Linked DNA regions of Homo sapiens: regions 2, 3 and 4 are each linked to region 1. The links are chromatin loops, found by intact Hi-C in ENCODE. Cell type or tissue: mammary epithelial cell. All regions are shown on one strand. Links, peaks and the distances in the headings refer to the core of each region. The heading gives the core; the rest is flanking DNA. Region 1 overlaps TOP6BL (TOP6B like initiator of meiotic double strand breaks). Region 2 has its middle 13 kb from the start of NPAS4. Region 3 overlaps SPTBN2 (spectrin beta, non-erythrocytic 2). Region 4 has its middle 11 kb from the start of CTSF.

Region 1 (7,442 bases), core at 1,520-6,519:
TCCAACTGAAACTAGAATAAGAAGAGCAAATTAAACACAAATTAAACAGAAGAAATGAAATAATAAAGATCAGAATGGAAATCAGTAACATAGAAACCAGAAAAACAATGGAGAAAAATCAATGAAACTAAAAGGTGGCTCATTTAGAAGATTAATAAAATTGATAAACATTTAGCCAGACTAATCAGAATAAAAAGAATGAACACAAATTATCACTATCAGAAATCAGAAAGGTAGCATCAGATATTAAAAGGATTATCAGAATATTTTGAACAAGTTTACAGTATATTTTACAACTTAGATGAAATGGACAAATTCCTTGAAAGATACGAAGCCCACTCAAGAAGAAGTACCCCTATATACCTGATAGCACTGTATCTGTTTTTAAAATTGAATGTTTAAAAACCTTACCATAATATCCTCAATATATAAAGAACTCTTAAAACTCATTAATAAGAACACAACTCGGTTTTTTTAAATGGACAAAATATTTGAACACACTTCACGAAAGAAGCTACAGATACACAAATGGCAGATAAAGACATAAGATGCCCAACATCATCAGTCACAACAAAGGTTCAAAAAAGAACCACAATGAGATAATCATTTCATACCACTGGAATAAAAGGACTGACTATACCACATGTTAACAAGCATGTGGAAGAAAGAACTCACATACACTGTTTGTGGAAATGGAAAATGGTACAAGCACTTCGGAGAACAGTTAGCAGTTTCTTAAAAAGTTAAATATATACCTATCATATGACCTAGCTCTTTCACTCCTAGGTATTTACCCAAGAGAAATGAGAACATATCTCCACACAAAGAATCATACACAAATCTTCATGGCACTTTTGTTATAGCCCCAAAAATGAGAAACAACCCAGTATCAACAGGTAAATGGATAAAAAAATTGTAGTAGATTCATATAAAGGAACACTATGTGGCAATAAAAGGAAAGAACTATTGATACACACAGTGACATGGATGAATCTCTGAATAGCATGGCAAGTGAAAAAATCAAAAACTAAAGGAGTACATACTGTTTGATTGCACTTACATATAATTCTATAAAATGCCAACTAATCTACACAGGTCAGTGGTTACTAGAGGATGGGAGGTGGGAGAGTTGGAATGATTATAAAGGGCAGCAGGATGCTTGCAGGGAGATGAATATGTTCATTATGTTGATTGTGTGATGGTTTCACAGGTATGCACATGTGTACTTAAAAATTGTACATTTTCGGCCGGGTGCGGTGGCTCACGCCTGTAATCCCAGCACTTTGGGAGGCTGAGGCGAGTGGATCACGAGGTCAAGAGTTCAAGGCCAGCCTGGCTAAGATGGTGAAACCCCATCTCTACTAAAAATATAAAAAAAATTAGCTGGGCATGGTGGCAGGCAACTATAATCCCAACTACTTGGGTGGCTGAGGCAGGAGAATTGCTTGAACCCGGGCGGCAGAAGTTGCAGCGAGCTGAGATCATGCCACTGTACTCCAGCCTGGGCAACAGAGTGAGACTCTGTCTCAAAAAAAAAAAAAAAAAAAACAAAAAATTGTACATTTTCTATGTATGCAGTTTACTCTGTCAGTTTATATCTCAACAGTTATAACAAGTATGGACACTTTCTTTTTTTTTTCTTTTTTTGAGACGGAGTCTCACTCTGTCGCCCAGGCTGGAGTGCAGTGGCGTGATCTCGGCTCACTGCAAGCTCCACCCCCCGGGTTCACACCATTCTCCTGCCTCAGCCTCCTGAGTAGCTGGGACTACAGGCACCTGCCACCATGCCCGACTAATTGTTTTTTCTATTTTTAGTAAAGACGGAGTTTCACTGTGTTGGCCAGGATGGTCTTGATCTCCTGACCTCGTGATCCTCCGGCCTCGGCCTCCCAAAGTGCTGGGATTACAGGCATGAGCCACCGCGCTATGGACACTGTTTCTGAGAAAATGAGTAACAGGGCCTTTGGTACCTCCTCTGCATCTGCTCTGCCCCTTGTACTTCTGCTTTCCTGATTGGGTGGGGAAGTTTAGGTGCCCAGGCACCCAAGGATCAAAGCATCTTATGGACTTTACCATCCTCCTCTTCAGTGTGATTAGAGAGGCACAGAGCAGCAGTAAAGCCGTTAGTGCTCCCTTCACCACCCCTTCCATGGCTGGCTGTGCCTTCTACGATGCACTTCCCAGGAACGTGTCCACTGTTCCTTTCAGCTGCTTCACCGCAAATACTCTTGCCAGTTTCCCTCGGACTTGGAAAGCCGCTGTCCACGCCTTGCGCAAATAAAGCTAAAATCCATTGTATCAGTTTCCTGGGATGCTGTCAGAAATTAACATCAACTTGAAGGTTTAAGAACAATCCAAATTTATTGTGTCACAGTTCTGGAGGCCAGAAGTCCAAAATCAAGGTGTTGGCAGGGCCACACTCCTTCCAAAGTTTCTAGAGGAGAGTGCTTCCTTGTCTTGCCTCTTCTAGCTTCTGATAAAAACTGTACCTTGGTTTCTTGTAGTTTGCATAACTCCAAACTGTAACTCCATCTTCACATTGCTTTCTCCCTGTCTCTCAAATCTTTCTGCCTTTTTTTTTTTTTTTTTTTTTTTTTGACACCGAGTCTTGCTCTGTCGCCCAGACTGGAGTGCAGTGGCAACGATCTTGGCTCACTGCAACCTCCGCCTCCTGGGTTCAAGTGATTCTCCTGCCTCAGCCTCCCGAGTAGCTGGGATTACAGGCGCCTACCACCATGCCCAACTAATTTTTGTATTTTTAGTAGAGACGGGGTTTTGCCATGTTGGCCAGGCTGGTCTCGAACTCCTAGCCTTAGGTGATCTGGCTGCTTTGGCCTCCCAAAGTGCTGGGATTACAGGCAGGTAATTAGGGATTTAGGGCCCACCCTAAATCCAGGCTAATCCTGTCTTGCGATCTGGAATTACATGTGCAAAGACTTTTCTCAAATAAGCTCACATTCACAAATTCTGGGGGTTAGGATTTGGACATATTTGGGGTGGGGGAGAATGCAGTTCACTACAGCCATCCACATCTTCAGCTTTCTAGGGACAGGTTCAGGGTAAGGCATGTGCTGTTATCATAGGACCCAGGATATAAGCGCAGAGGGACTCCTCAGGATCTAGGAGTGCTTCAGCCTCTGAAGTACTTTTACTTGGGCCTCTGTGGTATCCCAGTAAGACCTAAAAAAGATAATCTGGGCCAGGTGCGGTGGCTCACTCCTGTAATCTCAGCACTTTGGGAGGGCAAGGCAGGTGGATCACTTGAGGTCAGGAGTTTGAAACCTGCCTGGCAAACATGGCAAAATTCCGTCTCTACTAAAAATAAAAAAATTAGCCAGGCCTGTTGGCACACCCTTGTAGTCCCAGCTACTCAGGAGGGTGAGACATGAGAATCGCTTGAATCTAGGGGGCGGAGGTTGCAGTGAGCCAAGATCATGCCACTGCACTCCAGCCTGGGTGACACAGCAAGACTCTGTCTCAAAAAAAAAAAAAGATCTGACCTCTTTTACCCTGTTCTTTTGCTATAGTCATGGCTCATAGCCTCAGGGCCATTCATAGCCCAATTAATTTGGCATATGGCTAGTGAACTCAAGGTCTTACCAGTAGTCATAGGTCTTGGAAAGAAGGAACACTTACTGAATCCCTAATCTGTGCCGAGATTTTCACTTTAATCTCTGCAAAGATGTTATAAATTAGGTCATAGTTTTCCCATTTTACAGATGAGGAAACTGATTACAGAACTTTCATAATTTGCCCAGAATCACAGTCAGTAAATAGCAAGGCTAGAATTTGTACCGAGAGCTCCCGGCTCTGAAACCTGGTAATATTGTTAACACAGAGGACTAGGTTGCAAGCCCAGGGCAGATGAGTGATCCAGGTCATTGAGTAGAACCCATGATTCTCCACTCAACATCCTCTGGTAATGGCCATTTAGTGATAAATAACTTGTTAGTGGTACAAGAGTGGCACCCAGTGGCTTCAGCTAGAACTACAAGACTAAGGATGATAGGTCAAATTCTTTGACCTCTGGGCCATTCTGTTTCCATTTCTAAACAGGAAAGGTAGAATAGCTGACCTCTTGAGTAACAGGGAAGAAAACCATCTATTATATGCTTTATTGAGAAACTGAAAAAATGAGGGAGTGTGTATTCAGAGTGAACATATTCAGGGAAAGGTCATGCAGGAATGGAGAAGGTATTATTTTTGTTTTTATTTTTTTAGAAACAGGTTCCCGCTATGTTGCCCGGGCTGGAGTGCAGTGACTATTCATAGGTGTGATCATGGTGCACTACAGCCTCGAACTCCTGGGCTTAAGTGATCCTCCTGTGTCAGCCTCCTGAGTAACTGGAACTACAGGCGTGCATCACTGCACCTGGCGAGGAGTGGATATTTTAAGCCTGAATGTTTGAACAGAGACAGTGGGCCAGGAAGGAGTGAACAAGATAGTACTCCAGGGTTTAGTGTCATAGATATATGTAGGGACTGAGAACTTAAACCCAGAATGAGCAGGAGTAGTATCAAGGAGGCAATTTTCTAAGGAAAGGCATTGTTTCCGGCGGGTCGGGGGAGGGGGTAGACTAGAAATAAATGTCCCATAGAATGTTAAATCCAAGGTGTATTCTGAGGTCAGGGCTGTCTTATCTGGGGGACCAGGTGATGAATGAAGGGTGTGCAAGGCTACCAGAGAGGCCCAGAGCTTCATATCTCAATGCGGGTAGTTCCTTGATAAGACCAATTTCAAGATAGGAGAAAGATTTATCTATGACACGAGATTTTCCAAGCTAAAGCCAAAAAAAAAACCAAGTTCTGTCTCAAGATAAAAATATTTAGAAAATATCCTGTTTCTTTCTTTATGTCTTTAGAATTATTTTTGCCCCTCCTATGTTCCTTGGAATATAATTACTTGGGAACTAAAACTTGTTTTAGTAAACAATATATGATAGATCTCTCATGGAGATAATTCATATACCATAAAATTTACCACTTTAAAGAATAAAACTCATTGATTTTAAGTATATTCACTGTGCTGTGCAGCCATCGCCACTAAAATTACAGAACATCTCCATCATGCCATTAGCAGTACCTATTCGCAGTGAGTCCCAGTTCCCCTCTCCCTTCAACCCCTGGCAACCACTAGTATGCTTCCCATCTCTGTGGATTTGCCTATTCTGGACACTTCATATAGATGGGACCATACAACATGGGCCTTTATGTGCCTTCTTTCATTTAGCATGTTTCTAAGGCTCATCTATGTTGTACCATATAACAATTTCATCCATTCTTTATGGCTGAATAATAATCCATTGTATTGATATACCACATTTTATCCATTAATTAGTTGATGAACACAAGTTTTTTCCACTTTTCGGCTATTATGAATATGCTGTTACGAACAGCATATTTGTGTGGACATGCTTGTAACTGTCTTGGGTATATATCTAGGAGTAGAATTGCTGAGTCATATGATAACACTATGTTCTAACTTTTTAAAGAACTTTCGAGCTGATTTCCACAGTCTGCATCATTTTACATTCCTGCCAGCACTGTGTGATGGTTCCAATTTCTCTATACCCTCATTAACTGTTGTCATTGTTTTTCTTACTGCCATTCTAGTGCATGTGAAGTAATTTCGTGGTTTTGATTTGCATTTCTCTAGTGAATACTGATGCTGAGTATCTTTTCCATGTGCTTATTGGCCATTTGTATATCTTCTTTGAAGAAAGGTCTATTCAAATCTTTTGCCCATTTGCTGTTGTTGTTGTTGTTGAGACGGAGTCTCACTCTGTTGCCCAGGCTGGAGTGCAGTGGCGCTATCTCGGCTCACTGCAAGCTCCACCTCCCGGATTCACACCATTCTCCTGCCTCAAGTAGCTGGGACTTACAGGCGCCCACTACCACGCCCGGCTAATTTTTTGTATTTTTAGTGGAGACGGGGTTTCACAATGTTAGCCAGGATGGTCTCAATCTCCTGATTTTGTGATCCGCCCACCTCGGCCTCCCAAAGTGTAGGGATTACAGACGTGAGCCACCGTGCCTGGCCCTCTTTTGCCCATTTTTAAATTGGTTTGTTAAATTATTGAGTTATGAGAGTTCTTTACCTTGGGCCAGGCAAGGTGGCTCACACTTGTAATCCCAGCACTTTGGGAGGCGGAGGTGGGAGGATCGCTTGAGCCCAGGAGTTTGAGACCAGCCTGGGCAACATAGTGAGACCTCGTCACTACAGAAAATATGATTTTTTTTTTTTTTTTTTGAGATGGAGTCTTGCCCTGCCACCCAGGCTGGAGTGAAGTGGAGCATTCTCAGCTCACTGCAACCTCTACCTCCCGGGTTCAAGTGATTCTCCTGCCTCAGCCTCCTGAGTAGCTGGGATTACAGGTGTGCGCCACCACGCCTGGCTAATTTTTGTATTTTCAGTAGAGACGGGGTTTCACCATGTCGGTCAGGCTGGTCTCAAACTCCTGACCTCATTATCTGCCTGGCTCAGTCTCCCAAAGTGCTGGGATTATAGGCGTGAGCTACCGTGCGTGGCCTATAAATAAATTTTAAAAAGAGTTCTTTAATTTGGGTAACAGTACCTTAGCAGGTATGATTTGTAAATGTCTTCTCCCATTCTTGTGGATTGACTTTTCACTTTTGTTCATAGGAAGCACAAATTTTATTTTATTTTTATTTTCTTGAGACAGAGTCTCACTCTGTCGCCCAGGCTGGAGTGCAGTGGTGTGATCTTGGCTCACTGCAAGCTCTGCCTTCTGGGTTCACGCCATTCTTCTGCCTCAGCCTACCGCATAGCTGGGACTACAGGCGCCTGCCACCACGCCTGGCTAATTTTTTTGTATTTGTAATAGAGACGGGGTTTCACTGTGTTAGCCAGGATGGTTTCAATCTCCTGACGTCATGATCCGCCTGCCTCGGCCTCCCAAAGTGCTGGGATTACAGGCTTGAGCCACTGCACCTGGCCGAGAAGCACAAATTTTTAATTTTTTTTTTTTTTTTTTGAGATGGAGTCTCACTCATCACCCAGACTGGAGTGCAATGGCGTGATCTCAGCTCACTGCAACATCCACCTCCCAGGTTCAAGCAATTTTCCTGCCTCAGCCTCCTGAGTAGCTGGGATTACAGGAGCCCACCACCACAGCCAGCTAATTTTTGTATTTTTAGTACAGGCGGAGTTTCACCATGTTGGCCAGGCTAGTCTCGAACTCCTTACCTCAGGTGATCTGCCTGCCTCGGCCTCCCAAAGTGCTGGGATTACAGGCATGAGCCACCGCGCCTGGCTATGAATTTTTAATTTTGAGGAAGAAGATACCTATTTTTATACATCTGTATTCTTGAAAAGGAGCTGGGAGGATTGGGTTCTGGTCTCAGTAAGAACCTCTTTTTCTCTGTCCAAATTATTGAACTAACCAGTGTGGCAGGGCTCTAGGAGGCTACCGATGACTACA
Region 2 (7,442 bases), core at 1,567-6,566, 430 kb before region 1:
ATTCTCACGAGATCTGATGGTTTTAAAACCTGCGCTCTTCTGCGCTCTCACTTCTCCCTCCTGCCGCCTTGTGAAGAAGGTGCCTGCTTCACCTTCCACCATGATTGTAAGTTTCCTGAGGCCTCCTCAGACATGCAGAACTGTGAGTCAATTAAACCTCTTTCCTTTTATAAAGTACCCAGTCTCAGGAAGTTCCTTATAGCAGTGTGAAAACGGACTAATACAGGGACCCTTGCCAATGTCTAGAGACATTTTCAATTGCCATGACTTGGGAAAGGGGAGCGCTACTGGCATCTATCAGGTAGAGTAAGGGAGGCTGCTAAATATCCTACAATGCACAGAAAAGTCCCCCACAACAGATATTATTTGGCCCAAAATGTCAGTGTTCTCAAGGTGGAGAACTGATAGAGAGTACAGATGGTGGTTCATATTTTAAGTCCACAAGTTACAGGATATCAAGATGGAATTGGGATTGAACCAAAGAAGGTTGAATAATACCCAGAAATGGGTGTGATGACTGAGCTACTATGTTCTCTTTTAAGGAGTGTGATATGGCTTGGATCTGTGTCCCCACCGAATCTCATGTCGGAGGTGGGGCCTGGTGGAGGTGACTGGACCAGGTGGGTGAAGTTCTCATGCATGGGTTAGCGCCGTCCCCTCCATGTTGTTCTCTTGTGATAGTAAGTGAGTGAGATCTGGTTGTTTAAAAGTGTGTAGCGCCTCTCCCTGCTCTCTCTTCCTCCTGCTCCAGTCCTGTGAAGAAGCCTGATCCCACTTTGCCTTCCACCATGATTGTAAGTTCCCTGAGGCCTCCCCAGAAGCAGATGCTGCCATACTTCCTGTACAGCCTTCGGAAGCATGAGCCGATTAAACCTATTTTCTTATCATTTACCCAGTCTCAGTTATTCCTTTATAGCAGTACAAGAACAGACTAATACAGAGTGACTTAGTACTTTTATCTTTGTATGAGAAAGAGAGAGTTTTTGTGTTGGGGCCGGATGGTGGTTGATGTCATTGTTTGGATGTTTGAGGATGAGGGCACAAATGAATGTTGAGTGTCTGAAAGGGTGGGATTCGGCAGGCGTGGTAAATTGGTTAACTCACGATCTCTCCCAATCTCTTTCCAGTGTGCTTTCCTGTTCTTCAGATTCTACAAAGAGAAACACTCTGTTTCCCAGACTTGCTTACAGCAAGGGACTTAGATCCCGCCAGCCAGAGGCACTCCCGTGAGATGGGCAGCTGTGCAGGAGGCATCTGTCCTGCCGTGCAATGCTCAGGCACAACCAGTTTTGGAGCCAACAGTCCTGACATTGACTTTCTATCCCTCAGACGCCAGCCAAGGCAGTGCATTCCTGGAATCAACGCTCTCAATAGCAGCTTCCCAATCCTTGGCCAAAGTGATGTCACTCAGAGCCAGCGGTTAGGACAGAGGATTCTCCAGCCTCAGATTGCGGCAGAGTTCACAGTACCCTGGGGTGGGCTGATTCTGCAGGGTTGTTTTTTATGTCATTTCTGAAGGTCCAATTAATAGCCCATTTCTCCAGCTCTTCCAATTATTTTATAAACACTAAAACCCTATACAGAATCCCTTAATGCTTAAAATGGTAAGAGTGGTTTCTGCAATAGAACCCTGATCGATACAGCAATAAATAGTATCCACAATGACTTATCAATAAGGAAAAGGAAAAAGAGAGAGAAAATTAAGTAAAAGACATGAATATTCCAGAGGGAAAAAATAAGAATGTTCTATAAACTTGAAAAGATGTTCAACCCCATCAGTATTAAGGGCAACCACAACGAGATACATTTTCACATCCACCAGATCAACAGTTTTGATGATGCCCCTAAGTAGTCCTGAAGCAGTGCCTCCCAACCTCTCTCACCTAATGGTGCACAGAGAAAGCCATAGAATGTTATCAGCACAGGCTGGGCACTGTGGCTCACACCTGTAATCCTGGCACTTTGGGAGGCCGAGGTGGGGGGATCACTTGAGGTCAGGAGTTTGAGACCAGCCTGGCCAACATGGTGAAACCCCATCTCTACTAAAAATACAAAAATTGGCCAGGTGTGGTGGTAGGCACCTGTAATCCAGCTATTTGGGAAGCTGAGACAGGAGAATCGCTTGAATTCAGGAGGTGGGGGTTGTAGTGATCTGAGATCGCACCACTGCACTCCAGCCTGGGTGACAGAGTGAGACATCATCTGAAAAAAAAAAAAGAAAAAAGAAAATACAAGCCAGTAAGAACAAGCTATCAACAGCCTCCAAAGACTTACATAAGATCAGTATTTCTGCAAGAAAATCAAGAAAGCAATAGACCCAAGAAGATTCATTGAAAAACAACGCCAACCCGTTAAGAACAGCAAGCAAAGAGGAGGCATTTTTCTCACTAAATAGTAGATACGTACAAGGGTTCCACCACAGCAGGAAGATTACATCGTAAGACAACAACATTCAAACACGAAACACAGTATATATAAAATTAGAGATATTGCTGGGTGCAGTGGCTCATGCCTATAATCACAGCACTTTGGGAGGCCCAGGCAGGCGGATAACCTGAGATCGGGAGTTTGAGACCAGCCTGGCCAACATGGTGAAACCCCGTTCCTACTAAAAAATACAAAAATTAGCTGCACCTGCAATCCCAGCTACTTGGGAGGCTGACCCAGGAGAGCTGCTTTAATCCAGGAGGTGGAGGTTGCAGTGAGTGAGCCGAGATTGTATCACTGCACTCCAGCCTGGGCAACAAGAGCAAAACTCCATCTCAAAATAAAATAAAATAAAATTAGAGATATTGATAATTGGGGAGGAGGGGGAGAGACTGGAGCATCTAGCTCCTATGAACACCCAAAACGCTGGAAGATAGGGAGACCCCCTGACCCTCTCCTGACTGTGGGCTGCTTGGTTTGTTAACGGTGGAGTAGCTTAGGATGGGCTCCTTCGTTCATCCTAAGGAGCAGGGGCTCACAGAGATGTGTTGGACTCACTTTCACCCTGCTACCTCATCCTAAAAAGCTCTGGGTCAGAGGCCCAGAGACCTGAGTTCCACCCTTGGCTGTCTGAAACCTCCGGAAAACCATTTCACTTCTCCCAGTCTCAGTCTCCTTATCTGTACATGGGAATGATTTTAATGCTCACTGTCCTGCTTATCTCAAGAGACTGTGAGGCTGGTCAAAAGAGACAAGGGGTGTGGAAGTGAAAGGGCCCAAGAGCACTTTTCACAGTCTTGAGTGCAGGAGGCCGTTCTGCCCCGTGCTGCTATGGGATCTTAGGCAAAGCCACAACTTCTTTCGGCTTCAGTTTTTCTCACTTTAAAATGATAATAGGCCAGGAGCGGTGGTTCACGTCTGTAATCCCAGCACTTTGGGAGGCTGAGGCAGGCAGATTGCTTGAGTCTAGGAGTTCGAGACCAGCCTGGGCAACATGGCAACACCCCATCTCTACTAAAAATACAAAAATTAACTGGGTGTGGTGGTGCGCGCCTGTAATCCCAGCTACTCAGGAGGCTAAAGCGAGAGGATTGCTTGAACCCAGGAGACAGAGGCTGGAGTGAGCTGAGATCGCACCACTGCACTCCAGTCTTGATGACAGAGTGAGACCCTGTCTCAAAAAATAAGTAAAATAAAATGATAATAATATTCTGCATTACAGAGTTGCTGTGAGAATGGAGTAATACGAGGAAAGCACGTAGCAAGTGCCTAACACATGGAGCGCGCTCGCTGAACGTTAATCACAAGTGTGATTGATCACAAGTTAATCCTAAGTGGTAAGAATGAGTCCCGCGTTAATCAGGGTTCTGGTGTGAAAATTGCTGAGTTCTTTTATGCTCTTCCCCTCTTGCAGACGCCAGAGGGCGACATAGACGGCGGGACTCCAGCCGCCAAGCACGCCCGCCGCAGCCCCACAATCGGCCACGCGGTGGCGCTAAGCCACACAATGCTTGGTTTGCCGCAGGCTTTGGGGAGCAGAGGGCTGACCGGGGGAGAGCGGAGACCGGGTAAGGGGGGCCTTGGGAGCCAGGGAGCCCTGAACCAGAGGGTCAAGGACCCCTGGACGGAGTATTCCCCGGGCTCCCGGGACACAACAAGATCAGCTGGGAATGAATGGGTCCTGGGCTTTTGGGAATCTGAGTGGGGCATCCCTTCCTCCGGGCGCCGGGCTGCACCCCCTTACCCTGGGCAGCCGCGGGGCCGTGACGCCTGGCGGAGGGGGCGCGCATCTCGGCGCGCGCCGGTCTTCGCAGTGGCTCATTCATCGCCGCCGAGGCACGCCGTTGCCATGGGGACGTGATGCAGGCGCGGGGAGCGGGAGGGAGAGGGAGGCCCCGGGTGACGTCCGCGCTCTTCTCGCAGCTAGTCTCCCGCGGCCTCCCAATTCTTGCCTAATTTGGAAGAGAGCCGCAGCCCTTCTGCTGATGCGCGCGCGCTGGCGCCTTTTTAAGGCAACTGGCGGAGTGGCGGCTCCACCAGAGCCTGGGAGCTGCCCCCGCCCCCGAGCCGCGAGCCCCGCGCCGGGCCGGGGAGTCCCCGGCGCCACACGCCCCCACCACCCCCATCTTAGCGCCCCCCACCCTCTATGGAGACATTTCAACCAGGGAGAAGGGAAGTCCTGCCCTTGCCCCTCGCCCCCGCCCTGCTCCTCCAACAGGGGAGACTTCTGTCCAAACCTTGGAAAGAAACGAGATGCCAGGCCTAGCGCCTTCGGGGATCCTCTCTGGACAAGGCCACAGGGTGAAAACACCAGGTGAGGACTTCACTACCCTTGGGGCCACCATGGGACCCTGGAGACCTTTGCCTCCCTCCAGGCGCCCCCGACCCCTTAAACTTTTTCTCCCTGAGCTCAGCCTGGAGCAGAGTTAGGATCCTGGGAAAGCCCCTTACCAGTTGCTCCAACCCCCTCCTTAAACTGGAAGGGAAACTGAGGCCCAGAGAAAAGTAGTGATTGACTAGGGCCACATGGCACGTTCCTAGAGGAAGAGCATGGGCCAGAACCCACAGATGCTGACCTCCTGGCCAGAGGTCAAGGCATTCCTTATGGTTGAGCATAGCCAGCCCCGTGTGCCAGTATCCAGCCCCTGCCCTGCACCAAGCAGAGGGGCTGGACACCTCTGTCATGGCACCAGCTGCCTCTCCTTCCCCAGCACAGTCTGGACCTGGGCGGACTTTTTGGAAAAGCTTCTGGATGCCACGGACTCCACGACCAACCAACTAGGTTGCTGCTGCTTGCAAACATCGCCTCCATTGAAGGATTCCTGCAGCCACCAGCTCTGGAACTTTCTGGAACCAAACATTTCCCCAGACTGCCTACAAGGACCAATTGGCCTCTGGATGTAGGTGTGGCCTGCAGGGGTCCGGCAGGGCTCCCCAGAGTCAAGTGGACCCAGCCCTTTGGACCCCCTGCCCGGTCCTATTGACCTCTGCTCTCTCCCTGCAGCACTTCCTGGAGGCGTTTGACCGGGACCTGGGAGGGCAGCTGAGAAGTGCCTGACCATTCTCAAGGAGCTGCGTGGATTCCAGACATCTCTGGGCTGGTCTCTGGACCGGGATGGGGGACCCAGAGGTGGAGCCGAACACACAAGCAGCACTTGAGGGCTCCGAGGGTGGCAAGGAGAGAAGTTCCTGCTCTGGTACAGCCCTGGGACCTTGAAAGGTGCTTCAACAGAGCGTCCACTCCCAGCGCCTAGCTCTGGGACCTTGAATGGTGCTTTAACAGAGCGTCTGCTCCCAGCGCCAAGCCCTCAGTGCAGAGGGGGAGACTCAGGCGGCCCTCAGACACAATTCGCCAAGGTCGCACAGCAAGTCAGGGTGCCGCTAAGACTAGGACCTACAGCTCTGCCTCCTGGCCCAGGCTCCTCAGCACCTGGGCCCCAGAGGACAGCCTGTGGGAGGCCCACATGGCCACTGCACCATGAACCAAGGACCTGGTCCGGGTCCACCTCCACCAAGTGCTGGCCGTGTGTCACTGGGGTCACTCCACTCTCTGCATTAGGTCTCAGTCATCCAAGACCATCTTTCAAGGGCCGTCACTCCAATTATGAGTCTGGGATTTTCTGAAATTGAGCATTTTGGCCAGGCTGTGGGGTCCCTCTATGACTGCCTGTAAGACACTGCCAAGGGGACTTTCTTCCTTTCACCAGACTGAAGCTAAGAAGTGCTGGAGACAGCAGTTGCTTTAGCCACAGGCTGTGTAGACCACCTGAGGATGACCTGGGGGTCTGTTTTGTGCACCTTGGAACCCATCGGATCCCTCCAATGGTGAGTCCCCTGGTGTACCCAGCACCAAGCTGTGAGAACGACCCCCAACGGGTTGGGTGGAAGAAGCAAAACTACAGGCTCAGTCCCAGTACTTACTCCCCTGTGTCCACACAGGCCAGGTCTCCAGGGTCCCTGCCCATCCAGGGCTGAGAACGTGGTCCTCTGGGAGCCTTCAGGCCCACTCGGACCCCAGCATTGGGCAATGGGCTCATCCCTACCTGAAACTGGGGCTTGGGGTTGCAGCATTCAACTTCCAAAGCCCAAGAGGCACTGGGACAGGTGGCCCAGCAGGCTCAGAGATGCTCAAGTGCCAGAGGTTGGGAGGGCCCTTTGAGGCTAAGGGGTCTGACCCACTGCCATTTTGCAAATACAAAAACTGAGGCCCAGGGAGGGAGAGAGGTTTGCAGAACACGCCCAGCAGGCTAGTGGTAGAGCTGGGAACAGAATCTGCATCTTCTGCTGCTCCTATTCAGAACTATTCCCCTGCACCAAACATAATCCGCTGACATCTAGACTGAGCTCAGCTCGTCTTCTTCCTGGACCTTGGACTCCTTGGCAGAAGGCTCTCCCAACTCACAGCCTGTCAGGGATGGCAATTCAGGGGCTTTCCCTTCAACCTGATGGTCCTTTCCACCAAAGCTTCCTGGTGCTCCTCCCCTCCCACCAGTGCTCAGCCCTTCTTGGCTTCAGAAGCTGCTCCATCAGCAGCCGTAAGGGTCACTCTCCCCTGCTCACCATGGTTCACCCAACTCCCTGTGGTTCCCGCGTTCCCCAGCATGGGGAGCACCATTCTCCCTGCTCGTGGGGGTCTCCTCTTTGTTGCCCCTCGGCCCAGTCCCTGACCTTCTCTGACCACTGGAGCCTTAAATCCCATCAGTCTTTCCTGGGACCCCCGGACTGTTCCCTGTAGATTTCCTCTCTGTTGGCCCAGGGCCTGTGAGAGTAATGATGGCTGGCATGTCATAGGGCTGCTGTGAGGTTTTCATGAATTAATACACTCATCAGGTACACAAGGTGTGGGTAGGTGCCTCATCTGTAAACTCCTATGTTACGAGCTGTGCCCTGATAGTAACAAGGAGAGACTTGAAGCTGGAGCCTCTGGAGGCTGAGGTATCTGTTGGTGGAAGGGGAAGAAAGGAGGTGCCAGCCTGGAGGAGTTTTTAGTAATGGGAGATAATGGGAGCCACAAG
Region 3 (7,442 bases), core at 970-5,969, 140 kb before region 1:
AGTAGAGAAGGGGTTTCTCCATGTTGGTCAGGCTGGTCTCGAACTCCCAATCTCAGATGATCCGCCCTCCTCGGCCTCCCAAAGTGCTGGGATTACAGGCGAGAGCCACCGCGCCTGGCCAAACAGAGATGTTTTCTTGGAGCAATTTCCTCATCTCGAAATGGCCCTCGAAAGAGTGCCGTCCTCCCAGCATTTCTGAGCTCTACCCTAGCTCCTGGGAACTCTCCCCGGCATTTCCCCCATGGCCTCCTCTAAGCCTCCCCCACCTCCTCATGCTTGGGTCAGACCTGGGGGCTGAGGGCCTGAATGTCATGCTCGTAGGCACAGTGTCGGCGCTGCAGGGCCTCGGCAGCGTTGAGGTCGCGGCCAGTCCCGTCCGGAAGCTGCTGCTGCTTGTGCTGCACCCGCGCCAGGGCTTGGCGTGCCCCGTGCAGGAAGCGCTGCAGCTCGTACGCCGCGGCCAGCACCTGACCCCGTGTGTCCAGCAGCTCAAGCAGGTCAGCCCAGGCCTCGTTGAGACTGTCCTTCCACTCGGCCACGGTGGCCCGTGCAGCATGGCCCCCAGCAATGAGCCCATTGGCCAGCGCATTGGCGCTATCTACGCGCTCCTGACCGATGGTGCTTGTGTCCCGGGAGAACTCTCGGAATTTGTCTCGGAGCATCTGGTAGAGGAAGCAGATGGACAGACCATGCCGTGATGTTAGGGGATGTGGTCCCTGCCTGATGGAGCGAGTCCTCCACTCCAAACTCAGAACCCACCTCTCCCCGCTGCATGGGGGCCGGGACAGGTTTCTTCCCTGTGGTTAAGGAGTAGGTGCAGCTGCTTCCCACTGACCCTGTATTTGACAGACTCCCTCCACCCCCAGCAAAGGCGTTTCAAGGTGCTTGGGACCCTTAGGCTTCAGACAAGGATACCCTAACTATGGTCCATATTTCTGTACGACTGAGGGTCCAAGCCCCCAAACTGTCGGGGGGGTGGATCATACTCCGTTTTGTTGAATTCTGTTGAAAAGTGTGAGTGATAATTTCCTGTTTGCCCTTGTCTCAGCTCAGCTTCATGTCCCCTTTCTGTACAATTCTTCAAATTGTGTGTGTGTGTATGTATTTAGAGATGATAGGGTCTTGCTCTGGAGTGCACTAGCGCAATCACTGCAGTGTCGACCTCCCAGGCTCAAGAGATCCTCCCACCTCAGCCTCCTAAGTAGTTGGGCCTACAGGCATGCACGGCTGTGCCTGGCTAATAAAAAAAAATTTTTTTTGTAGAGATGGGGGGTCTCACTATGTTGCCCAGGCTGGTCTTGAACTCCTGGACTCAAGCAATCCTCCCATCTCAGCCTCCCAAGGTGCTAGGATTACAGGTGTGAGCCTATGCCCGGCCTCTTCAAATCATATACCTCAAAACCAGGAGGACAGTGCCTGCTCAGCCTGGTCTTGCCCCTTAGCCCCTCAGTGCTCTGCCTGGGACTAGGTCCTAGTCTCCCTGTGGGTCCTCCACTCTTCCCACGGTTGATCTGAGCTGGGTGCCCTCCCTACACTCACAGTCACATGCTCGTAGTCCTGGCCCAGCTCGTGGGAGGCCGCCACCACCTCGCGCTCCTGGATCCACTGTTCCAGGTCATCCAGCTCGCGGCGGAGCTGGCACAGCCGGAGGTGCTCCTGCAGGCGCTCCCGCCGCTCTCCAGCCAGCTCCTTCAGGCCGGCATACAGCTTGTCCACCTGGGCTTGGCGGATGGATATCCGAGTGCTGCAAGAAGAGTGAGGGAGGCACTGTGGGACTTAGGGGTGTAGCTCTGACCTCCGGTCTGTTCTGTGGAGCCCTGTCCCTCTGAGTCTCCCAACAGCTCGCCCACCCTGTGTTCCAGCTTTCTAGAAGGCTCCGTGCACACAGCACTGAAGGCTCCACATTCCCTGCACCTTCCTGTTCCTGCAGCCGGCTCCACCCCCAGGCTGGGCCGGGCTGCCGCTGCACCCACCTCTCTGGGTGCTCGTGGTCAATCATGTCCTGGCTGCTGGCCGCCAGCTGGTGGATGGTCTGCGCGTAGTCGGCCAGGGCTTGCTCCAGCACCTGGTGCTTCTTCACCTCTGCCTGGGCACTCAGCTCATCCTGGGGGAAGGGACAGTGGCATCCAGCATCAGGTCAGGGGAGGGCAGAACTGGTCACATACACTGGGCTCTGTCCTGGCCCTCACCTTGGCCTTCTCCTGGCCCATCATGTGTAATTCCTGCTCGCCCATCCAGGCCTCCGCCTCGGCGGCATCGCGGTAGAACTGCTGGGCTCGCAGGGCATCCTCCAGTCGCTTCCCTCGAAGTTCCAGCTCGTGGCCCAGGCGTTTCCACATTTCCTGCAGCTCAGCCAGCTCTGGACCTGCTGCTGCTGCACCTAGAGCACGCTGCCGCTCCCTCAGGTCCGCGATCCGGGGCTCATGGCCCTGAATCTCTTTCTGCAGGGTCTGCCCATGGCCACAGAAGAGAAAATGCTGAAAGTCCTGCCCCAGCCCCACGTGCTCCCGGAGACCACCCTTCACCCCTGTGCCTCTCTCCTTCCTGGGTCCTCTGCTCCCTCTCCTAGCCTGGGGGTGCGATGGTAACACCCGTCAGCCGCCCAGCCCCCACTATCTCCTACTGAGAGGACCCACCCTCCCAAGGTGAGGAAAGACAGCCACTGAAGTCCAGGGTTACACTCAGCATCGAGGGGGGCCTGGTCTTAAGAAAAAACACGTCCAAGTCTGGGCAGGCTCCTGGGAACTTCTCTTTTGCCTTCAGCCTCTGCCTCACCTGGTTTTTCTTCATGAGAAGCTGGACGCTGGGCAGGTCCTTGCCATGCTCCATGGAGCTGGCCATGGGCAGCCGCTCTGTCACCCACAACTGGAAGAGGAAGAGGGGGTCAGTGGAGGCCCAGAGGGCAAGGCAAGCAGCAGGGACTGATTAGTGGGAGTGGGGACACCTGGGGCTACCGCCCTGTGTGTGGGGAACAGTCATCTCTGGTTCTGGGAGGCATCTCCAAGTCTCCCTATAGGGGAGATGGTCAATGCCAAAGAGAAGAGGGAATAGAGCCCTGCTGGCATCTCCCTGGCATCCAGGAGGGAGGCTGGAGAACCACATGGCTGGGGGCAGCTTGCCGTCCTTGGCCCCAGTGACTCACAATCTCATCTTCCACATCGCGGTGGAACTGGTGCTGCTCGCGAGAAGCCTGCAGGCGCCGGCAGCGTTCCCGCATGGGCTGGCACAAGGCCCTGAACTTCTCCTCCACGGCCCTCGAGGTTCTCTCCACCTCCCCTGCACCCTGGTCCTCCTGGGCCAGTGCTTTGGCCTGGGCCTGGATTGCCTCCACCTCCTTCTCTCTCACAGCCATCTCCCATTCCAGCATCTGCAAACCGCCAGGAGGAAGGACATGTTAGCTCTGCATTTCCGCCTTCATGCCCAGCAGAGACACCAACCAGTCTCTATCCAGCCCACTGTGGCTGCTCATCACTGCAGCTCACCCAGGGAGAGCATCCCCTCATGGGCTGGATCAGTGGATCTCGAACTTTATATGCACAAGAATCCAAGGGCAGGGGTTGAAAAAATCCCTATTGGGTACTGTGCTCACTACATGGGTGATGGGTTCAATTACACCCCAAACTTCAGCATCACACAATATAACTTATAACAAACCTGCACCCACACCCGCGAATCTAAAAGATTGAAATTAAAAAATCCAGGGTAGTGTGATAACTGTGCCCATTATCAATTCATTGTCTCTCCATCCCCAATCCATCGTGGCCCTGCTTTGAGACACTGGAACTGGCCCCTGGAAACATTCCTCCTTTGCCAGCAGGCACAATCTAGGCCTTGTCAGCAGAGGGCGCTGGAGGGACACCACAATGCCTAGCAGATGTGGGGCATTCCACGGTTCCAAGGTGCTTTTCTTCCTCCTACAGCAAAACTGTCCACAGTGCGCAAGAGATCCGGTGGCTCTTACTCTCTGGCAAGTTTTGCTGCACTCTAGTGGCCACTTCCTGCTGGCCAGCCTTGGCTTGCTGGCTTCAGACATGCTCTGGCCTGTGATACCCCAGCAAATTTCCAGGCCATTCAGTGGGCCTCCGCCCTCTCCAAGGAGGTCTGAGACTCAGCCATCTTGCTCCTTCCTGGGGGACTCCTCAACCCCAGAGGTGTCAGCTGCTCCCTACACTTCCCATTCTGCATTCTTCAGAGCAGGGACCAGCAAGTCCAGCCCACTGCCTAGCCTTATAAAGTTTTTATTGGACCACAGCTGCACCCCTTTTTAAAAAATTTTTTGAGACAAGTCTCGCTCTGCCACCCAGGCTGCAGTGCAGTGGCACGATCACAGCCCACTGCAGCCTCGACTCTCCAGGCTCAAACAATCTTCTCACCTCAGCCTCCTGAGTAGCTGGGACTACAGGCACACACCACCACCACGCCCAGCTAATTTTTGTAGTTTTTGTAGAGATGGGGTTTTGCCATGTTGCCCAGGCTAGTCTCAAAACTCCTGGACTCAAGTGATCCGGCCACCTCGGCCTCCCAAAGTGTTGGGATTACATGTGTGAGCCACCACACCTGGCCATACCCCTTATTTTACATATAATCCGCAGCTGCTTTTCCTTACAAGGGCAGAGTTGAAGGGCTGTGACATAGACCTTACGACCCATGAAGCCCCAAAAATTTACTATCTGGTGCTTTACTGAAAAAAGTTTTCTGACCCCTGCTATAGAGTTCTCTTTACCACCTTTTACTAATTTATACTTCTGTTTTTTTTTTTGAGACAGAGGCTTGCCCAGGCTGGAGTGCGATGGCATGATCACGGCTCACTGCAACCTCTGTCTCCTGGGTTCAAGCTATCCTCCTCCCTCAGCCCTCAGCCTCCCAAGTAGCTGGGATAACAGGCGTGCGCCACCACGCCTGGCTAATTTTTGTATTTTTAGTAGAGACGGGGTTTCACCATGTTGGCCAGGCTGGTCTTGAACTCCTGACCTCAAGCGACCTGCCTGCCTTGGCCTCCCAAAGTGCTGAGATTACAGGCATGAGCCACTGTGCCTGGCCTAATTAATATTTCTTTTTACTGAAGTTCTCATCGTCAAATTATTAGGGGGTCTGTCTCCTAACTCTAACCCTGACTGCGACATATCCCTAGAGATTCTGATACTGGCTGCCCAAAGAAATGACTCTGGGAAATGCTAGTGAAGGTGTTATCTGCCAGGCCTCAGCTGGCCTCCCAAATCTTGAAAGCTGCAGCCCCTTTCTTCTGCTGTTCACCATCCCCATCAAAGGCCCACAGCACACCTGCTGCTTCTTGAGCAGGATGTTGACGCTGGTGAGGTCCTTGCCGTAGTCATCCGAGTGCAGCTGGGCCTGCAGGCTCTCCAGCCAGCTCTCCAGGGCACAGCAGCTCTGGGCAAACAGCTCAGCTCGGTTGGCATCAAAGAGGCTGCGGGCCTTGGCTTGGGTGGTGGTCTCCAGCTCGTCCCAGCGCCTGTGCAGGTCTCTCAGCTTCTCCGACACCAGGGCTTTCAGCTCTGGCTTCTCAAGGGTGAGCTCTCGCCCTTCCTGGAAGGCAGGACAGAAAATGTCAAAGTGCCCAAATTAGCCTGAACTTTAGAGGCTGAGAGCAGACCAGGGGCCTTACGGGCAGTAGAGACCTGAAGTGTGGGCAATAATTCCAAGTCCTTGTGTGTTCTTATCGACACACTCTTCACGGAGGTTTAAAATCCCTTCTAAACTGCTGTTCCCTCACTGCTGATGAACCCCACTCCTCCTTCAAGACCCAGCTCAAACAGCATTTCAACGAGGAAGCCCTTGCACTCTCTTTAGTTTGGGTTCCTTGGTGCCTGTGGTTTCTGGCACCACACTGCACATTGACTTGAGTTATTTGCCATCATTTTGTATTTCTCAACTCATTACTCTTCACTTCAGTGATAGCAAGTTGAGTCCCACCTGGTTTCCCCACTTCCAGCTTTTCTGCTTGAGGATTTCTGTGTCTGGGGTGGTGAGGGAAGTGTGCTCTCTTGAACTGTGTGGAAGGCAAATTGGAAGAGCCACAGAGTTAACAAGCCCAGAAGCAGCCCTCAACCAGTGACAGACAGGGAGCTGATGGATAAACACACAGCATCCTTGTGCCGTGGCTGTGAGAGTGCTGTGTTCTGTGTTCCATCTACACCCCCGCAGAATGCCCCATGAGGGTTGGGCTCCTGATGCCCATGGGGGTAACTGGCATGACTTCTGTCCCTTCTCATGGCTCCACCCCCCTACTGATCATTCCCGGGGACACCTCCCTAGAATCACTGTTTCAGGGTCTGCTTCTAGGGGAACACAAACCCAGACACTGCCTTCAGGCCATTTTGCAGGTGGCTGTGGCTGTCAGGATGGAGAGCATCAAAGGCTAGCACTGCCTGGGTAGCTTCACAACCCTGAGCACAATCAACACTTGGAAGCACACGCATGTGGTGGTCAGGACTTCCCGGGGCTTCTCTCCCACCTCTTCTTCCATGGGGCCCTGCACACATTCTGTGCTGCTGCTGGACTCACTCACCCCCTTGCTCCCAAACAGGCACTGCCTACCACTGGTTTTCTGTTTGGTTTTCTCTACCTGGAAACATCTTTTCCTCCATATCTCCACTTGTCCAAATTCTACTCATCCTCCATGGACTGCCCTGGATGTTGCTGCTTCTAGAATTTCCATATCTCCTCTCTCCTTATTCCCCAGGCTTCAACGGGGCCACTCTCACAGCACTCATCAGATTCTGCTCTGGATTCGATTTAGCTACCTGCATATATGCCTCATATCCTGGCTACAGTGTTGTTCCTTCAGGGTGGAGCCTACCATGGGATCCCTTTCGGACCCCACGCAGGGCCTAATACAATGCTTTGGATATAGTAGCACCAAGTAAATATTTGCTGAACGAATGGAAACACTTGAAAGCACACTGGTCTCCTTTTGTCCCAACCATCATGCCCTTGAGAAAAGGAAAGTGTCTTTTCGTAGACCCTGCAGTGCCTCGCAGACTGTTGAGCACGTACCATGTTCTGTAGGGATACTTGCTGAGCAGATATAAAGCTTTATCTGTCCTTGACTCTTGAGGAACAGCTGGGTGGGAGACCAAGAACCAGGGACGGCAAGACTCGAAAATAAGGATTGGCAGACTACATACAGCCCACGGGGTAATCTGGCCCACTGCCTGTTTTTACAAATAAAGTTTTATTGGGAAACAGCCATGTTCATTCATTCACTTATTCTCTGAGGCTGCTTTTGCACTACAACGACAGAGATGAGTAGTTGTAGTAGAAACTGTTTGGACTGCAAAGCCTCAGATATTGACCATCCAGCCCAAGCCCTTTCCAGACAAGGTTTGCAGAGCCTGCTGAAGAGCACCATCCTGCTTTGAACTCAGGAACAGTTATGGCGTTAAATCCAGGCTGCAGTTTCGCTACCTGCTAATTTGTACTTT
Region 4 (7,442 bases), core at 975-5,974, 260 kb before region 1:
ATCCGACCTCTCCCAAATCAGTTAGCATTTTTTAGACTCCTTTTCATCAAATATAAAAAACCCAGCCCAGTTCATGGCTCATTCGGCAGCAAGCCTGAGACGCTTTACAGCCCTAGACCCTAAAAGGTCAAAAGGCCGTCTTATTATCAATATACATTTTATTACCCAATCTGCTCCCGACATTAAATAAAAATCCAAAAATTAAATTCTGGCCCTCAAACCCCAAAACAGGACTTAATTAACCTCGCCTTCAAGGTGTACAATAATAGGGGCAGCCAAGTAGCAACATATTTCTGAGTTGCAATTCCTTGCCTCCACTGTGAGACAAACCCCAGCCACATCTCCAGCACACAAGAACTTCCAAACGCCTAAACCGCAGTGGCCAGGCGTTCCTCCAGAACCACCTTCTCCAGGAGCTTGCTACAAGTGCCAGAAATCTAGCCACCAGGCCAAGGAATGCCCGCAGCCTGGGATTCCTCCTAAGCCGTGTCCCACCTGTGTGGGACCCCACTGGAAATCGGATTGTTCAACTCACCTGGAAGCCAGTCCCAGAGCCCCTGGAACTCTGACCCTAGGCTCTCTGACTGACTCCTTCCCAGATCTTCTTGGCTTAGCAGCTGAAGACTGACACTGCCCGATCTCCTCGGAAGCCTACAAGACCATCACAGACGCTCTAGGTAACTCTCACAGTGGAGGGTAAATCTATCCCCTTCTTAATCAATACGGAGGCTACCCACTCCACATTACCTTCTTTTCAAAGGCCTGTTTCCCTTGCCTCCATAACTGTTGTGGGTATTGACGGCCAGGCTTCTAAACCTCTTAAAACTCCCCAACTCTGGTGCCAACTTAGACAATACTCTTTTAAGCACTCCTTTTACTTATCCCCACCTGCCCAGTTCCCTTATTAGGCCGAGACACTTCAACTAAATTATCTGCTTCCCTGACTATTCCTGGAGTACAACTACATCTCATTGCTGCCCTTCTTCCCAATCCAAAGCCTCCTTTGTGTCCTCCTCTTGTATCCCCCCACCTTAACCCACAAGTGTAAGATACCTCTACTTCCTCCTTGGAGACCGATCACGCACCCGTTACCATCTCATTAAAACCGAATCACCCTTACCCCGCTCAATGCCAAGATCCCATCCCACAGCACGCTTTAAAAGGATTAAAGCCTGTTATCACTCGCCTGCTACAGCATGGCCTTTTAAAGCCTATAAACTCTCCTTACAATTCCCCCATTTTACCTGTCCTAGAACCAGCAAAAGCTCCCCTGCTGAGTACCTTGTGACCCCCACTCTGCCCGCCAGAGAACAACCCCCTTTGACTGTAATTTTCCTTTATCTACCCAAATCCTATAAAACGGCCCCACCCTTATCTCCCTTCGCTGACTCTCTTTTTGGACTCAGCCCGCCTGCACCCAGGTGAAATAAACAGCCATGTTGCTCACACAAAGACTGTTCGGTGGTCTCTTCACACGGACACGCATGAAAATCTGCAGCAATTTTTACAAGAGAGTGGAGGGCCCAGCAAGCTCAGTCGGTAGAGCATGAGACGCTTACATGGGAGTAAAGTTTAATTTATTTTGTTTTTCTTTCTCTCTCTTTTTTTTTTTCTTTTGAGAGGGAGTCTTGCTAATTTACACCATTCTCCTGCCTCAGCCTCCTGAGTAGGTGGGACTACAGGCGCCCACCACAACACCCAGCTAATTTTTTGTATTTTTTTAGTAGAAACAGGGTTTCACTGTGTTAGCCAAGATGGTCTTGATCTCCTGACCTCGTGATCCGCCCGTCTCGGCCTCCCAAACTGCTGCAAACTGCTGGGATTACAGGCGTGAGCCACCACACTGGGCCTTCTTTTTTTTTTTTTTTTTTAAAGACAGGCTCTTGCCAAACACGGTGGCTCATGCCTATAATCCCAGCACTTTGGGAGGCCAAGGCAGGTGGATCACCTGAGGTCAGGAGTTCGAGACCAGCCTGGCCAACATGGCAAACCCTGCGTCTACTAAAAATACAAAAATTAGCCAGGGGTGGTGGCATGCACCTCTAACCCCAGCTACTCAGAAGGCTGAGGCAGGAGAATCACTTCAACCCAAGAGGCAGAGGTTGCAGTGAGCTGAGATTGCACCACTGCACTCCAGCCTGGGAGATGGAGCAAGACTTTGTCTCAAAAAAAAAAAAGTTGCCAGGTGTGGTGGTGGGTGCCTCTAATCCCAGCTACTTGAGAGGCTGAGGCAGGAGGATTGCTTGAGCCCACAAGTCCAACCTAGGCAACACAGAGAAACCTGCATCTCTCTTAAATAAAAAATTTTAAAAGAGGGTAAAATCATAGCCTTTGGAGTCAGACTGACCAACCTGGGTTCTAATTCTGGTTCTGCCTCTTCGAATTGACTATGTGACCATGAGCAAGTTACTTTGTTTTTGGAGCCTATTTGTACATACAGAAAGAGCACCTGGCCTGATTAGGCTCTTCTGATCTTTAGTAGACATGAGCCAGGCATGCTGGACACCCTGCAGTGTTTGGGACAGTCCTGCAAAACAGATCATTGTTCCATGTCCTGCACAACTTTCTAATGTCCTATAAGTTATTTACATGAGTGGAAAACCTGCTTATAGTTATGAGCTGAAAACCCTAACTCTGTTAGTTATGTAAACACATTATATTATATACACAGTTTTAGTATATACTGAATTTTCCAGGAATGTAGCTAAATGTAAATCAAAAGAATTTTCCTTACATGAGCTCAGATCTTTACAAGGAGTCATTCACCATTCACAAGATCATGTCTCTGAAGTTAACATGCCTGTATCAGTCTGTATTTAAGAGTGGTCCCAAGCCAGGCTCACACCTGTAATCACAGCTGCTTGGGAGGCCAAAGAGGGAGGATCACTTGAGGCCAGGAGTTCAAGACCAGCCTGGGAAACATAATGAGATTTCATCTGAAAAAAGAAAAGAAAGAAAGAAGGAATGAAGGAAGGAAGGAAGAGAAAACAAAAAAGAGAACAGTCCCACTTCACAATGACCATTTCAGATGTCTTCTAGTGTGATCCTGACCAAGGCTGTGCATATGGAAATGTAGATTTCTTTCTTTCTTTTTTTCTTGAGATGGAGTCTTGTTCTGTCACCCAGGCTGGAGTGGAATGGCGCGATCTCTGCTTGCTGCAACCTCCACCTCCCAGGTTCAAGTGATTCTCCTGCCTCAGATTCCCTAGTAGCTGGGATTACAGGTACGCAGCATCACCACACATGGCTAATTTTTGTATTTTTAGTAGAGACGGTGTTTCACCATATTGGCCAGGCTGGTCTGGAACTCTCCACCTCAAGTGATCCACCTGCCTCAACTTCCCAAAATGCTGGGATTACAGGTGTGTGCCACTGAGGCCGGCCAATATTTCACTATTATATTATTATTGTTATTATTTATTATTATTATTTTAGTAGAGATGGAGTTTTGCCATGTTGCCGAGGCAGGTTTCCAACTCCTGGGCTCAAGTGATCCGCTGCCTCGGCCTCCCAAAGTGCTGGGATTACAGGCGTGCGCCACCGCGCCCGGCCTACCTCTTTCTTTTGAGGCCACCCCTTCTTCCCACCGCTAAGCGTTCCAGAATCCACAGTGATTAATTCGTCCGAAAGAGCAGGGGAGTGAGGGAGGACTGGATTCTGAGGGTGCTGGCAGAACAACTGGAGTCGGGGGTCCACGGCGGTCATGACTATCGACACACGGTGGCGCTGTTGAGGCTCGGTCCTGCGCATTCCCGAGTGTCAGGAGCCCTGGAAGAAGTTGCAGGCTTCTCACCTCCCACGCAGCCACTGCACTCCGAAGCGCAACCACTGAGTCAGGGAGGCAGGGCCAGAGAGGAGTTTGGCATCACCGGATAAAAATCAGCCGTAATTTACATCCCCTACGTGTGGCTAAAAGTTAAAATGGACAGATCTGGGTCCTGCGCTTCACACCACCTACATAGCATCAACGCCTGGATGTCAAACTTAGCCAGAGCTGCGTATTGTTTTCATCCTCACCCGTCCTCAGGAATCTCCCATCCCAGCATATGGCATCACTATTCCCCCAGCTCTTCAGTCCAGAGAATTGGAAATGTCATTGATTCTTCCTTTGCCTTCATGCCGCACGTCTAGCCCATCTCCAAGTGCCCTGGAGTCCAGCCCTCCCCCCAATATCTCTCCAATCTGTCCACTTCTCCCCATTCCCGTAGCCGCCGCTTATGACCAAGCCCTCACCATTGCTTGCCTGACCGAATCCACTCCTGCCTCCAACAAGCTCCTCTGCAGGCCACAGCTGGAGGGACCTCCTTAAACATAAACCGGCCGGCACGGTGGCTCACGCCTGTAATTCCAGCGCTTTGGGAGGTCAAGGCAGGTGGATCGCCTGAGGTCAGCAGTTCAAGACCAGCCTGGCCAACATGGTGAAACCCTATCCCTACTAAAAATACAAAAATTAGCTGGGCATGGTGGCGCACACCTGTAATCCCAGCTACTGGGGAGGCTGAGGCAGGAGAATTGCTTAAACCCGGGAAGCAGAGGTTGCAGTGAGGGGAGATCCTGACACTGCACTCCAGCCTGCACAAGAGAGCAAAACTCTGCCTCAAAAACAACGATTGCCGGGCACAGTGGCTCACTCCTGAAATCCCAGCACTTTGGGAGGCCGAGGTGGGCGGATCACGAGGTCAGGTGTTTGAGACCAGCCTGGCCAACATAGTGAAACCCCGTCTCTACTAAAAATACAAAAAATTAGCTGGGCATGGTGGAGGGCGCCTGTAATCTCGGCTACTTGGGAGGCTGAGGCAGGAGAATCGCTTGAAGCCGGGAGGCAGAGTTTGCAGAGAGCCGAAATCGTGCCACTGCACTCCAGCCTGGGCAACAGAGCGAGACTCCATCTCAAAAAAAAAAAAAATTACAATATCACATTACTTAAGATGGGGTATAGGTGAATTTGATCAAGTATGATAAGGTTGGGGCTCCCAAGAGGGACTAAGGTCAACAAGGGTGAAAAAATGGCACGGCTTGGCCCTTAGTTGGTTTGCCCTAATATTTGTAGAATGAATGAATGGATGGGGATGGATGGGCATATGAATGGATAGAATGGATAGATGGATAGAAGGATAGACATTCCAGGCCCCAGGCTGGAGTGCAGTGGCGCAATCTCGGCTCACTGCAACCTCTGCCTCCCAGGTTCAAGCGATTCTCCTGCCTCAGCCTCCCAAGTAGCTGGGACTACAGGCACCCACCACCATGCATGGCTAATTTTTTGTATTTTTAGTAGAGATGGGGTTTCACTGTGTTAGCCAGGATGGTCTTGATCTTCTGACCTGGTGATCCGCCCACCTCGGCCTCCCAGAGTGCTGGGATTACAGCTGTGAGCCACCGCGCCTGACCATGGGCCTCATGTTTTGAGACCAGACTTCTTTCCTGGACTGAATTCATCTCAGGGACTGTCCCTTAGCCTTGCGTGGGCAGCTCTGATCCACCTCCAGATCTTCCTGCTGAATCACGTCAAGAGTTAGATTGGGATACTGACTTTCCCCACCTCCACTCCCACCCCTAAAAGCCCCAGGGCCTCATACACAAATGGATTCACATCCTCCTCACTACTTTCTTTGCCAAGATCTCAGGCTATAGCACTTTAGAGCTTTCCAAAAGCTTCCTGTTACACCATAATCCCAGAATGACCTCTAACTCACTTCACCTTTGCATAACTCAGAGGAGACATTCAACAACAATCATAATAATACTCAGCTAGTGCTTGCTTTGGGCTCAGTGCGAAATCCTTCTCAGGAATTATCTTTTAATTTAAAAAGGTCATCTTAGGTGGTCTGAGGCCTGCAGACCTAGGAGGGCATGACATCTTAACAATTAAATCCCTGCCTTAACCAGCTGGCAAGTCGTCATTTGGAGGTTTGGTCAGATTTACGTATATTGATTTAAAACCTGAAGCTAGTCACACACCTGGACTAACACCACCATCTGTGGGGTGGGGGTGGGTACAAGTGTGGAAGCCTGTGATGCAAGAGCTGCAAGAAATCTGTCTGGGCCGGATGTGGGGGGCCCATGCCTGTAATCCCAGCACTTTGGGAGGCCAAGGTGGGAGGATTGCTTGAGGTCAGGGGTTTGAGGCCAGGCTGGGCAACATAGTGAGACTCTGTCTCTACAAAAAAAAATTTTTTTTCTTTTTGAGATTAAAGTCTCACTCTGTTGCCCAGGTTGGAGTGCAGCAGCACAATCTCAGCTCACTCCAACCTCCGCCTCCCAGGTTCAAGCGATTCTCCTGCCTCAGCCTCTGGAGTAACTGGGATTACAAGCATGAGCCACCATGCCTGGCTAATTTTTCTCTTTTTTTTTTTTTTTTTAGACAGAGTCTCACTCTGTCACCCAGGCTGGAGTGCAGTGGTGCCATCTCAGCTAACTGCAACCTCCGCCTCCTGGGTTCAAGCGATTCTCCCGCCTCAGCCTCCCGAGTAGCTGGGACTATAGGTGCGCACCACTACACCTGGCTAATTTTTTGAGTTTTTAGTAGAGACAGGGTTTCGCCATGTTGGCCATGCTGGTCTCGAACTCCTGACCTCAAGTGATCCACCTGCCTCGGCCTCCCAAAGTGCTAGGTTTACAGGTGTGAACCACTGCACCCACCCTAATTTTTGTATTTTTAGCAGAGATGGAGTTTCACCATGTTGCCCATGCTGGTCTCAAACTCCTGACCTCAAGTGACCCACCCCACCTCAGCCTCGCAAAGTGCTGGGATTATGGGCCTGAGTCGTTGTGCCCAGCCTACAAAAAAAGTATTTTTTTTTTGAGATGGAGTCTCGCTCTGTTGCCCAGGCTGGAATGCAGTGGCGCCATCTCAGCTCATTGCAAACTCTGCCTCCCGGGTTCACGCCATTCTCCTGCCTCAGCCTCCTGATTAGCTGGGACTACAGGCGCCCGCCACCACACCAGACTAATTTTTTGTATTTTTAGTAGAGACGGGGTTTCACCGTGTTAGCATGTTAGCCAGGATGGTCTTGATCTCCTGACCTATGATCCACCTGCCTCGGCCTCCCAAAATGCTGGGATTATAGGTGTGAGCCACCACGCCCAGCCCAAAAAAATTTTCTTAAAGAAAATGGAAAAATTATAAATTCTCTCTCTCTCTGTTTTTGCCATATCTGTGGAGTCCTGATGTTAGAAATGCTTCTTCCCCAGTGCCACAAAGAAATAGCACTTGAACATAAATTTAATTTTCTCAGCAAGGCCATTTTTACTTCCTGCAGAAAGGGTATACTCGCCAGCAGTTTTGCCACGAGAGTGCACTGAACAAAGGAGACTGGGTTGTTTATAACCTGATGGATCCACCCTACTGCTGTGTCCAATTTCCATTGGCTGGAAGAGGACCTCACATTCTGTATTTGTCCCGATTGGCTAGCAACTTAGAACTTTCTAAAAGAGGCAAAGGC

The links. Hi-C counts contacts between places; a loop is a spot of excess contacts. Peaks named below come from ENCODE experiments on the same cell type or tissue, not always from the same donor. Only the 100,000 strongest peaks of a DNase experiment are listed, where the experiment ranks them.
Region 2: it touches region 1 in a loop (18-fold over the local background); 49 of 110 quality-filtered maps call a loop at or near these places.
Region 3: it touches region 1 in a loop (19-fold over the local background); 105 of 110 quality-filtered maps call a loop at or near these places.
Region 4: it touches region 1 in a loop (14-fold over the local background); 47 of 110 quality-filtered maps call a loop at or near these places.

The regions. Positions count from the first base shown.
Region 1 is chr11:66,830,469-66,837,910 of GRCh38, forward strand. The region is part of intron 12 of TOP6BL (TOP6B like initiator of meiotic double strand breaks); the gene reads left to right. Among named protein-coding and RNA genes, the nearest start is that of RCE1, 9.3 kb to the right of the region's middle. In mammary epithelial cell, for the core only: a CTCF peak has its summit at 3,970; no DNase peak of the experiment used is centred there; H3K27ac peaks cover 321 bases.
Region 2 is chr11:66,404,722-66,412,163 of GRCh38, forward strand. It overlaps a transcript of NPAS4 not described here. Among named protein-coding and RNA genes, the nearest start is that of NPAS4, 13 kb to the right of the region's middle. RefSeq lists a silencer at 4,180-4,239. In mammary epithelial cell, for the core only: a CTCF peak has its summit at 3,894 (motif pointing right); DNase peaks (open chromatin) are centred at 3,910 and 4,310; H3K4me3 peaks cover 311 bases.
Region 3 is chr11:66,690,997-66,698,438 of GRCh38, forward strand. It overlaps SPTBN2 (spectrin beta, non-erythrocytic 2), which reads right to left. Exons shown (of 38, transcript NM_006946.4): 21 at 5,281-5,544; 22 at 3,143-3,367; 23 at 2,776-2,865; 24 at 2,190-2,450; 25 at 1,974-2,104; 26 at 1,540-1,744; 27 at 288-662. Among named protein-coding and RNA genes, the nearest start is that of RBM4B, 17 kb to the left of the region's middle. RefSeq lists an enhancer at 3,821-4,321. In mammary epithelial cell, for the core only: a CTCF peak has its summit at 3,905; a DNase peak (open chromatin) is centred at 3,935.
Region 4 is chr11:66,575,469-66,582,910 of GRCh38, forward strand. No RefSeq gene overlaps it. Among named protein-coding and RNA genes, the nearest start is that of CTSF, 11 kb to the left of the region's middle. RefSeq lists an enhancer at 3,248-4,061. In mammary epithelial cell, for the core only: a CTCF peak has its summit at 3,685 (motif pointing right); a DNase peak (open chromatin) is centred at 3,793.